2 separate regions of the Homo sapiens genome follow, and region 1 is linked to region 2. Evidence: chromatin loops called from intact Hi-C (ENCODE). Cell type or tissue: stomach. All regions are shown on one strand. Each heading gives the region's core, and the rest is flanking DNA. Links, peaks and the distances in the headings are about the cores only. Region 1 holds the start of LOC124900660 (a long non-coding RNA gene). Region 2 has its middle 11 kb from the start of MIR548I2.

Region 1 (5,381 bases), core at 194-5,193, 120 kb before region 2:
TTTGCTTTTGGGTAATGATTGTCAATAATTCCCACAAAATCAGCAATACTAATCTTCCGTGCGCCAGAATTGATAAAGGCTTCTCTAACCTGTTCCTTATTTAAAGGAACAATGATTTTATCTGGGTCATTTCCACACAATTTTACTATTCGTAGTCTTGCCTGACCAATTAATGTACCCATTTGATCTAAGTACAATGTAAAAGTCTTAACCGTACTGTGAGGAAGGAATGACAACTCCACTAGATCTGTATTTTGAACAATAATGCCTGTTGGAGAATGTGCAGTAGCAAAAATTAAAAGTTGGAGTGGGGCTAAGTGATCTATTTACTTGTGCTGACTGAATTTTTTCTTAAACTAATTCTATTTCTTTAGTTGCCCCTGGAGTTAATGTTCTTTTACTATTTAAGTCTGGATCCCCTCTCAAGATAGAGAACAAAGTTGACATGGCATAAGTACGGATGCCTAGAGTTGGCCAAATCCAATTAATATCTCCTAGCAATTTTTGAAAGTCATTTAATGTTCTTAATGTGTCTTTTCTTACTTCTACTTTTTGTGGTTTAATTTTTCTCTCCTCTACCTGCATTCCCAAATAATGAAAACGAGTGGAGGTCTGAATCTTATCAGATGCTATTGTCAGGCCTGCATTTGCAACCTCTGTCTGCAGAAATGTGTAACCGTCAATTAATTTGTCTCTTATTTCTGCAGCACACAAAATATCATCAACATAATGAATGATATAACAGTCTGAAAACTTGTCTCTAACTGGTTGAAGAACTTGAACTACAAAAGTCTGACACACAGTTGGACTATTAAGCATTCCCTGAGGCAACACTTTCCAATGAAATCTGGTGGCTGGTTCTTTATTATTTCTGGCTGGTATAGTAAAAGCAAATTTTTCAAAATCCTGTTTTGCCAGAGGAATGGTAAAAAAGCAATCCTTCAGATCAGTTATAATTAAAGGCCAATATTTGGGGATCATGGCTGGAGAGGGCAGCCCAAGTTGGAGAGGCCCCATGGGTTGAATTACTGCATTAGCGGCTCTTAAATCAGTTAGCATGTGTCATCTGCCTGTTTTTTTCTGAATTACAAACACAGGAGAATTCCAAGGCGAAAATGAAGGCTCAATATGTCCCTTTTCCAATTGTTCTTTTGCCAGTAAGTGTAAGGCTTCCAGCTTTTGTTTTGGTAGTGGCCACTGATTTACCTTTATAGGCTTTTCTGTTTTCCAAGTTGATGGAATGGGTTTTGGAGGCTCTACAGTGGCCACCCTTAAGAAGGATACCTTAGTCCTTTTCTTTCTGGATTTCCCTTAGCCTCAATTGGAACTTTAATGCCTTCTCCATTTTTGCCTAGTCCTTTGCCAGGGAGATATCCCATTTTAGTCATGATTTTTTGACTCGTGGGGCTGTATAGAGAGACTGGAATGGTAATCTCTGCATGCCACTGTTCTAATAAGTCTTGGCCCCATAAATTAATTGGAATAGAAGTAATCATAGGCTGAACTGTACTCTCTTGATTATCAGGTCCTAGACGATGTAAAATCCTGGCACTTTGATACACTTCTGAGGCAGTGCCCACACCAACAAGTCCTGTAACAGGCTTTTGTTTAGGCTGATTTTTTGGTCATTGATTTAAGGCAATGAGAGAAACATCAGCCCCAGTATCCACTAATCCTTCAAACTGTTTTCCCTGAATAGTAACTGTACACACAGGTCTATTCTCTGAGAGCTGACTAGCCCAATAAACAGCTTTTCCAGCAGGGTTGGTACTTCCAAACCCTCCTGTTCTTTCTGTTTTGTTATCCCCAATTTTAATATAAGGCAAGAGCAGTAATTGAGCAATTCTATCACCTGGATTGGCACTCCAGGGAACAGTAGAGCTGATCACTAACTGAATTTCCCCTTTATAATCTGAGTCAATTACCCCAGTATAAATTTGAACTCCTTTCAAATTTAGACTAGATCTTCCTAAAATAAGGCCTACCATCCCTTCTGGCAGTGGGCCATATACCCCTGTAGGAATCTTTTGCGGGGGCTCTCCAGGGAGTAAAGAAATCATTTGAGCAGAACATAAATCTACTGCAGCGCTGCCTGCTGTGGCAGGGGATAGTTGTTGTATTGTTGTAATTGGCTGATTTCCTGAAATGGTGGTATTTACTGTGGGGGTTGTTGTCCCTGAAAACCCTGAGGAACAAATGGCTGAATCGGGAATGCCCCACTTTGTTGCGGGGCCTGGGGCTGGCCCCTCTTCCCATTTCCCGACAATGGCTGTCCAATTTCATCAAATTTAGAAAGACATTCCTTAGCCCAATATTTTCCTTTTCCACATCTTGGACACAGGCCAGGTGGCTCTTTTTTTTTTTTTTTTTTTGCTCTGTTTATTTAAGCCTAGGCAATTCTTTTTTAGATGTCCGATTTGACCACAATTATAACATTTTTCCCCAAATGTTTTAACTTGTCCTCCTAAAGCAACCCCTGTAATTGCTTGAGCCAATAACATTGCCTTACGCATAGCTCCTCCAATCCCATCACAAGCCTTCACATATTCTGTAATTACATCAACTCCTGCTGAAACCTTTCCTCTTAATGGCTTTATGGCCGATTGACATTCTGGATTTTCATTTTGATAAGCTATTATTTCTACAGTAACTTTTCGGGCGTTATTATCTGCAATGGATTTTTGAGCTGCATCTTGCAACCTTGCCACAAAGTCTGGATATGGATCTTTAGAGCCTTATCTGATTGAACTAAAAGCAGAGCAGGAGGTTCCTGGGTCCTGAATCTTTTCCCAGGCCCTGAGGCAAATAGCCCTTAGTTGTTCAGTAGCCTCATTTTGCATTACTGATTGTTGGTTAATAGTGCCCCAATTTGGACCTGTTCCTGGTAATTGGTCTGCATCTATATAAGCAACAGGATTAGTAGCCTGATTTTTTCATACCTGTTCATGTACCCCATCAATCCACCAGGTTTTAAACTGTAGATACTGAGAGGGTGAAAGGGAAGATTTAGCCAAAATTTCCCAATTATAAGGAATAAGTCTATTTCCATGAGCAATGGAATCTAATAATGTTCTCATATAAGGAGAGTTAGGTCCATATTGTTTAACTCCTTCCTTCATATCTTTTAACATTTTTGTGGTGAAAGATTCATATCTGGTCTCAGTTCAGACAGACGCTCCTGCTTGACTCCCTTTCCCGGCCGGCATCGGTTGTAACATTACCAGATATTGCCATGCCTCAAGATCTCCCTGTTTTCTGGCTGTAGCAATGGTCTCATGCAGTGCACTATCTTGTCCACTAGGTGGTACTGTAAGATCAAACGCCATCGCCGTGGGTTGTTGATATAGTGCCTTGCTATTTGGCACAGGACGCACCTCCTGAGATCCATACTGAACCTCTGGAGACGGCCGATACTGAAATTCGGCTGGCGGCTGGTGTTGATAAACTACCGATGGTTGGGTTTATTTTCTACTGGCTGGTATTGCGGATACTGTGCCTGGATTGGCATTTGAGATTGTGACATCACAGGCATCTGAACCGCGGGAGAAGGGGTTGGTGGCCATCTTGGTCTAAACTCTGATGGCCCAAATAATTCTGGAACTCCTTCTCCCAATTTTGATGATTCAGGATACATTACCTCCTGTAATTGATTATAGTCAACATTTTGCATTGACCGAACCATTACAGGCTCTACTGCATTTTTACAATGTGTACTTTCCATTCCTTTCTTAAAGTCTGTTCCTGCCTCTTCTTCACAATCTATTACACAGCTTTCAGGGGCATCAAAGACTGAAACGCCATCTTCTTCTATTTGAAATTGTTCTAAAATTGCTTTAATAATGGCCCAATCATTCCATGCTGTAAGTGGGATGATCTTACCTTCCCTAGTTGCTTGTTGTAGTTCTTTGCCAATTTTTTCCCCATCATTTAAATCTAAAATTCCCTGTTCTGGAAACCATGGGCGGAATTGTTCTATTGCTTGAAATAGCGTAACTAGATTTTCTGTAGAAGCTTTAACTCCCCCTCTTCTTAAGAGAATTTTAATGAAGCTGAGATAAGAAGCATATTTACTTTCAGTTTGCCCCATTGTTACCCTGGATTCCTCCGAGCGCACAAGCTTACCTCAAGGCTGACTGTGGACGTACTCGGGAATCTCTCGTCGGCTGTCCTCAATGCTCACGTTCTTAGGGTACCTTCACCCTAGAGAAGGGCCCCATGTTGGGCACCAGATGAAGGGATGGCCTGCCCCTCCACACCTGTGGGTATTTCAAGTCGGGTGGGATGAGAGACGGAGAAAATAAATAAGACACAAAGTATAGAGAAACAACAGTGGGCCCAGAGGACCGGCACTCAGCACACCAAGGACCTGCACAGGCACCGGCCTCTGAGTTCCCTCAGTTTTTATTGATTATGATTTTCATTATTTCAGCAAAAAGAAATGTAGTAGGAGAGCAGGGTGATAATAAGGAGAAAGTCAACAAAAAACGTGAGCAAAATAATCTATATCATAATTAAGTTCAAGGGAAGGTACTATGCCTGGATGTGCACGTAGGCCAGATTTATGTGTCTCTCCACCCAAACGTCTCAGTGGAGTAAAGAATAACAAGGCAGCATTGCTGCAAACATGTCTCGCCTCCTGCCACAGGGCAGCTTTTCTCCTATCTCAGAGTTGAACAAATGTACAATCGGGTTTTACACCGAGACATTCAGTTCCCAGGGGCAAGCAGGAGACAGTGGCCTTCCTCCATCTCAACTGCAAGAGGCTTTCCTCTTTTACTAATCCACCTCAGCACAGACCCTTTACGGGTATCGGGCTGGGGGACAGTCAGGTCTTTCGCATCCCATGAGGCCATATTTCAGACTATCACATGGGGAGAAACCTTGGACAATACCTTGCTCTCAAGGGCAGAGGTCGCTGCGGCTTTCCACAGTGTATTATGCCCCTGGTTTGTTGAGACTAGAGAATGGTGATGACTTTTACCAAGTATACTGCTTGTAAACATTTTGTTAACAAGGCACGTCCTGCACAGACCTAGATCCCTTAAACCTTGATTTCATACAACACATGTTTTTGTGAGCTCCAGGTTGGGTCAAAGTAGCTGGGGCAAAGTGGCTGGGGCAAAGCAACAAATTAACAACATCTAAGCAAAGCAATTATTTAAAGTACAGGTCCTTTTCAAAATGGAGTCTCTTATGTCTTCCCTTTCTACATAGACACAGTGACAGTCTGATCTCTCTTTTCCCTACACAAATAAAGAACCCAGTAACTTTTCTCATTGCTCAGGAGATTGAAGGGGTAGGAAGAAAAGATGTTAGGTTATAAACATGTTTCAGTTTTGTTACCACTTGAACCAATTTATGTTTTGAAGAGGAAAGAGTCT
Region 2 (5,381 bases), core at 62-5,061:
GGATAGATGGGTGGATGGAAAGATGGGTGGGCAGGGAGGTGGACGAATGAATGGATGGTTGAGTCGGTGAAGGGATGGCTGAGTGGGTGGAGAAATGGATGAGTGGGTGAATGGGTGGAGGGATAGATAAATGGATGGACGGGTGGGTGGATAGATGGGTAGATGAGTGAATGGGTGGATAGATGCATGGGTGAGTGGATGGATAGATGGGTTGGTAGGTGGGTAGATGGATGATAGCTGGGTGCGTAAGAGAGTGGGTTGGATGGATAGATGGGTGGGTGGGTGGACAGATGGGTAGGGGGTGGATGGATGTATACATGTCTGGATGGATGGATGGATGGATGGATGGATGGATGGAAGGGTGGATGGATGGATGGACAGAAGAACAGATGAACTTGAGCATTTATGCAGGGTCCTTCAAAGAACTGAGTGATTTCCCTAGGGTGTCTCATCACCTGCAGGTGGGTGGGCAAGGGGGCTTGCCTCTGTAATACTCATGATAATGGGTAGTGCTCAGCCTTAGTCACCACTCTCAGAACACTTTATTGACCAGGAAAGTCAAAACTGGCATTGACAACTAATGCAAATTACAGCTATAACTAACAGAAGATGTTGATCTGATGATAGCTGGACAACCAATAATTAATAATTTGGCCATGTCATGTTACTGCCATGCTGGGCAGGTAGAGCCAGGGGTTCCTTAATCCCTGCATCACATTAAGGATGCTTATCAAGACTTCCCCAACCATGGGGACAGGGATCTTATCAAATACTTGCAGTTCACCCCAAAAGGCTCACACTCTTCACTCCACCTGCACATGACCTTCAGCTCAAAGACATTTCCAGTCCTCCAGGTCAGCCCTTCTTCCAGCCTTTGAATTAACCCTGATGACTGCCTGCCCATTAGGTGTCTTCATCTTTCATCACACATCCTTTTCCAAGGTTTTCCTTCAATCCAGCCCTCACTAAATGCTGGAACTGTTGTTGACAAAATCCAGAACAAGCTGGGTGGGGGATGCAGGTGGGAAGCAGGCTGTAGTAATGGGGAAAAATTCTAAGCAATCTCGAACACAGAAAAGAAACTGAACAGGTAAGAGAGAGGCTGTCAAGAGAAGAAGTGTTAATTTTGCATAACTGAAGCTGAAGAAGATCGGGGGGGCATGGCAGACCACAAGATAAATATGATATAGACTCCTTTTTAAAAAAGTGTAAACACCAACCCTTTCCTATTGACAACTGTGCTTCAAATATTGCTAAGGTCTTTACTAAAGGCGAGTCAGAAAAACGGAGTATTTTATGCAATACAGTAAGAAGGCCCATAGGCAAGCATGTTCCTGACACCACCTTCTAGGATAAGCCCTGAGATTCTGGTTACACCTATCCTAAAGTTGTCTCTCACTCCTGCTGTTGGAGAGCTACCATGAGAGAAGAACCATAGTGAAGTGGTTTAGAGTGTGCACCCAGCGACCAGTCAGATGGCTTCAAACCATCACCACCTAATACTGAGCAAGTTACATAATGTTCCTGAGCCTCAACTTTCTCATCCGTAAAATGGGTATGCTGTCATTCATTAATCAAACTCTAGGTGAGCATATACTAAACACGAGAGACACAAATGAGAATCAGGAACAGGCATGGCTCTGGCCCTCATGGTGACCACAGTCTTGAAGGGGAAGGATGACATGCTCAGAAATAGGAAGCCGTAGCTGAGCTAGTGTCTACCACAGAGAGGCACCTGGTGTCATGAAAGCAGATAACAGGGGGTTGCTGTGACTGACTCAGTGTGGCCAGGCATCCCTGAGGATGTAGTGACTCCACTGTCAGATGAGACTGTGACCAGGTGAAGAGGTAGGGAGAGGGAAAATCTTTCAGGCAGAAAGAGCAGGATGTGCAAAGGCCCTGTGGCAGGAAAACAGCAAAGGAAATGCAAGAGCCTGAAAGAGGCCAGAGAGAACAAGTGAACATGTGGATAATCACAGCACCCACCTCATACAGGACTTGCAAGAAATTGAGAACCTGTCTGTAACAGATTCAGCAATGACTAAATAGAAACTATCTCCTAAAAGTGCAGCATGAGGCTCCTTGGTGGTATTTCCCATGTGAGGCTGCCATGGACTCAGAGGCCAAATTCCACCTGCCTGTAGACAACCTCCAAGCCAGCTGGACACACATACACACTCAGGCTCAGGATACCCAGGACAGAGTTCTGGATGCTTGAAGTCGTGATAAGTATCCAGAATGACACAGAATTCCAGCCGGGCATGGTGGCTCACATCTGTAACCCCAGCACTTTGGGAGGCCTAGGTGGATCACCTGAGGTCAGGAGTTCCAGACCAGCCTGGCCAACATGGTGAAACTCCCTCTCTACTAAAAACACAAAAAAATTAGCCGGGTATGGTTGTGGGTGCCTGTAGTCCCAGCTACTCAGGAGGCTGAGGCAGGAGAATCGCTTGAACCCGGGAGGCAGAGACTGCAGTGAACTGAGATTGCACTATTGCACTCCAGCCTGGGCAACAAAAGTGAAACTCTGTCTCAAAAAAAGAAAGAAAGAAAAAAAGAATGACACAGAATTTGCTAAAGGGGGAGAAAGGGCTTCCTTCCAAAGCTGGACCTGGTTTCTACAGAGAGTTTTTCAGATGAAAATTAAGCAGCTCTTTGCAAGCAGCTCTTTGCAAGCACCTCAGAGGAGAACCCCTCCCCCTGATGAATCAGGCACACAGGCGGATCCAAGACAATTGGCTGCATGCATGTGAACAAACCTATGGTGGAAATGCAGTTTTTTATTTGTCTGGAGTGGTTTAATCACCAGGAGGGAGAAGCTTCTAAAGCAGCATTCAGAGGTGGCTGTTGCCTGGGTTTTCTGGAAGGGGGAGGCGGTGAGGATGAGGGCTTCCATTTCATCTGCAGGCCCCTTGCAGAAGGAGCTGGGGAAAGCTTTGAAGCCATCTGCACACTGTTTGCCATCTTGTCTGGCTGGGCAGCTGAGCTCCAGATGGGGGTGGATGGGATAGCTCTTGCCACCGTATTTGGAGAAAGATGGCAGGGAAGTCAGCCCCCGTGAAGAAGACAGGAGCAGGCAGGTGCTGGACAGTGCTGCCCAGGCCCCTGGGGCTGAAGTGTCCAACCCCACAGCCTCTAGGTGTCACTAAAGCAGCCCGAGAGGATCTTCTCTGTCCATCTCCATCCTGGCACCTACAGACACTTGGAGACAGTCCTTCACATGGGAACTCACAAATGCACACTGATAACCCCCACATGGAACTCTCATACGTAGGAAGTGAAAAGACAGGATGCCAGTTAAACTTGAATTTCAGATAAACAACAAATCATTTTTTAGGGTAAGCAGGTCCCAAATATTGCATGGGATATATGTGCACCCAAAAAAAAAAAAAAAAAAAAAAAGGTTAATAAGAAATTCAGGTTTAATTGGACCTCCTGTATTTTACCTGGGAAGTCTAACCCTGCATAAACACAACCTCGAGCTTGAAACTCAGAGAAGCCACGGCCGTGCTCAAACAGGTGCACAAACCCATATGCCTTACAGAGTCAAGGGCTGTGATGGGGGTCCCCACCCTTGCACACTTCCCTGTCCTCTGTCTGGGCTCAGAGTAAACAGGGGGTCACCTGGCATCCACGTCTAAGCTGGGCTTGGAGGTGTCCTAATGAAGCAGGATGCTGACCTGCACTTCCCCAGCTCAGCGGGAGCTGCAGCCAGGCCTAGCTTCCAGTCTCGGGCCTAGAACACACAGCACAGCCCCAGACCTTGGCAAGAAGGTTTCATCTCAAGGGCCACTGGCTCAGGACCTATTAGAAGCCCCACTTCTTTCCTCTGTTTCTGCTGCCATTGCCCCAGTCTCTGACCCTGCCACTCAATCACTCTATAAACACAGCAGGTACTAGGGGTGGCTCTGGGCTCGGCAATAAAGACAATGCCCCTGGTAAAGCCACAGTCTAGCAATGACAGTCAACCACGTATCAGCAACAGCCCTGCCCAACATGTGCTGACTGTGCACAAGGCCAGCGCTGTGAACGTGCTCTCAACAGTGATCTCACTGAACCCTCATGGCAGCTCTAGGATGCAGACAGTAGCATCACATTATCCCCATTTTACTTATGAGAAAACTGAGGCCTGAAGAAGGCAAACACAGGCCTCGGGATTTACAGTAACATTGCCAGGAATGTTTGAGAAAGGAAACTTCTCCAGAGTGAAGCAGTCTGCCAGAGCTCAGAAGACAGAGTCCCTGTTAGCAGGGGCTGTGGGGACTGGGGGCAGACAAGCGGGTAGGGGCTGGACCCCCCCAGGACATCAGGGTGCAGACTGGTGTGAGTAAAAGAAAGAGAGGCGGTCGTGCCATCATCTGCAGAAGATGATGTCTACAGAGGACAGTACCATGTGAGCCCTTGGGAAGCAGGATGACTGGATGGAATTTTGCACAGGATGCAAATTAAGCGCAGATCCCCCTCTGACCTAGACAGCCCACCTCCAGGAACATCTCACAGAAATGCACGCACAGAGCACCAAGTGATGTGTGCGAGGAAATTCATCAGAACACCGTCTGTGATTGGGAAAAGGCAGAAACCATCCAAAGACGTATCGGTGCAGGGCTGGTTAAACGAAGCGTGGTGCATCCACACGTCAGAATAACTGCTGGGAGAAGAAGGTGGTTCCCAGGTTCCAACGTGAGACAATGTCAAAGACATGCTGCCTGAAAAGCAGGCTTTCCAAAGAATAAATATAGCATTATTCCATTTTTTTAAAAAAGGTTACAATAAACACTTATGTGCAAATACATGTGCTTGTGTGCACAGAAGAAAAAGGTGTGGACAGGAACAGAAAACCAAACTCTGCGTGTTCTCACTCATAAGTGGGAGTTGAATAATGAGAACACATGGACACAGGGAGGGGAACAACATATACCAGGGCCCGTCGGAGGTGGGGGACAAGGGGAGGGAGAGCGTTAGGACAAATACCTAATGCATGCGGGGCTTAAAACCTAGATGACGGGTTAACAGGTGCAGCAAACCACCATGGCACATGTACACCTATGTAACAAACCTGCACATTCTACACATGTATCCCAGAACTTAAAAAATAAAAATAAAAGAAAAAGGTGTGGAGAGGTATACCCCCACCCTCCCCAGTGTTACCTCTGAGAAGCAAGATCAAGAAAATCAAATCAAGAGGAAATTATGTGTTTTGTTTTCTATATAATTTTTTTTTTTGAACAATAGTCTTGCTCTATTGTGCAGGCTGGAGTCCGGGGACACAATCTCGGCTCACTGCAACCTCCTCCTCACTGCAACCTCCTCCTCACTGCAACCCCCTCCTCACTGCAACCTCCTCCTCACTGCAACCTCCTCACTGCAACCTGCTCCTCACT

What was found. Hi-C counts contacts between places; a loop is a spot of excess contacts. Peaks named below come from ENCODE experiments on the same cell type or tissue, not always from the same donor. Only the 100,000 strongest peaks of a DNase experiment are listed, where the experiment ranks them.
Region 1: it touches region 2 in a loop (4-fold over the local background); 38 of 110 quality-filtered maps call a loop at or near these places.

The regions. Positions count from the first base shown.
Region 1 is chr4:9,657,823-9,663,203 of GRCh38, reverse strand. LOC124900660 (a long non-coding RNA gene) reads right to left here and starts at 4,179. Exons shown (of 5, transcript XR_007058019.1): 1 at 1-4,179. In stomach, for the core only: a CTCF peak has its summit at 3,239; no DNase peak of the experiment used is centred there.
Region 2 is chr4:9,542,386-9,547,766 of GRCh38, reverse strand. No RefSeq gene overlaps it. Among named protein-coding and RNA genes, the nearest start is that of MIR548I2, 11 kb to the left of the region's middle. In stomach, for the core only: no CTCF peak of the experiment used is centred there; no DNase peak of the experiment used is centred there.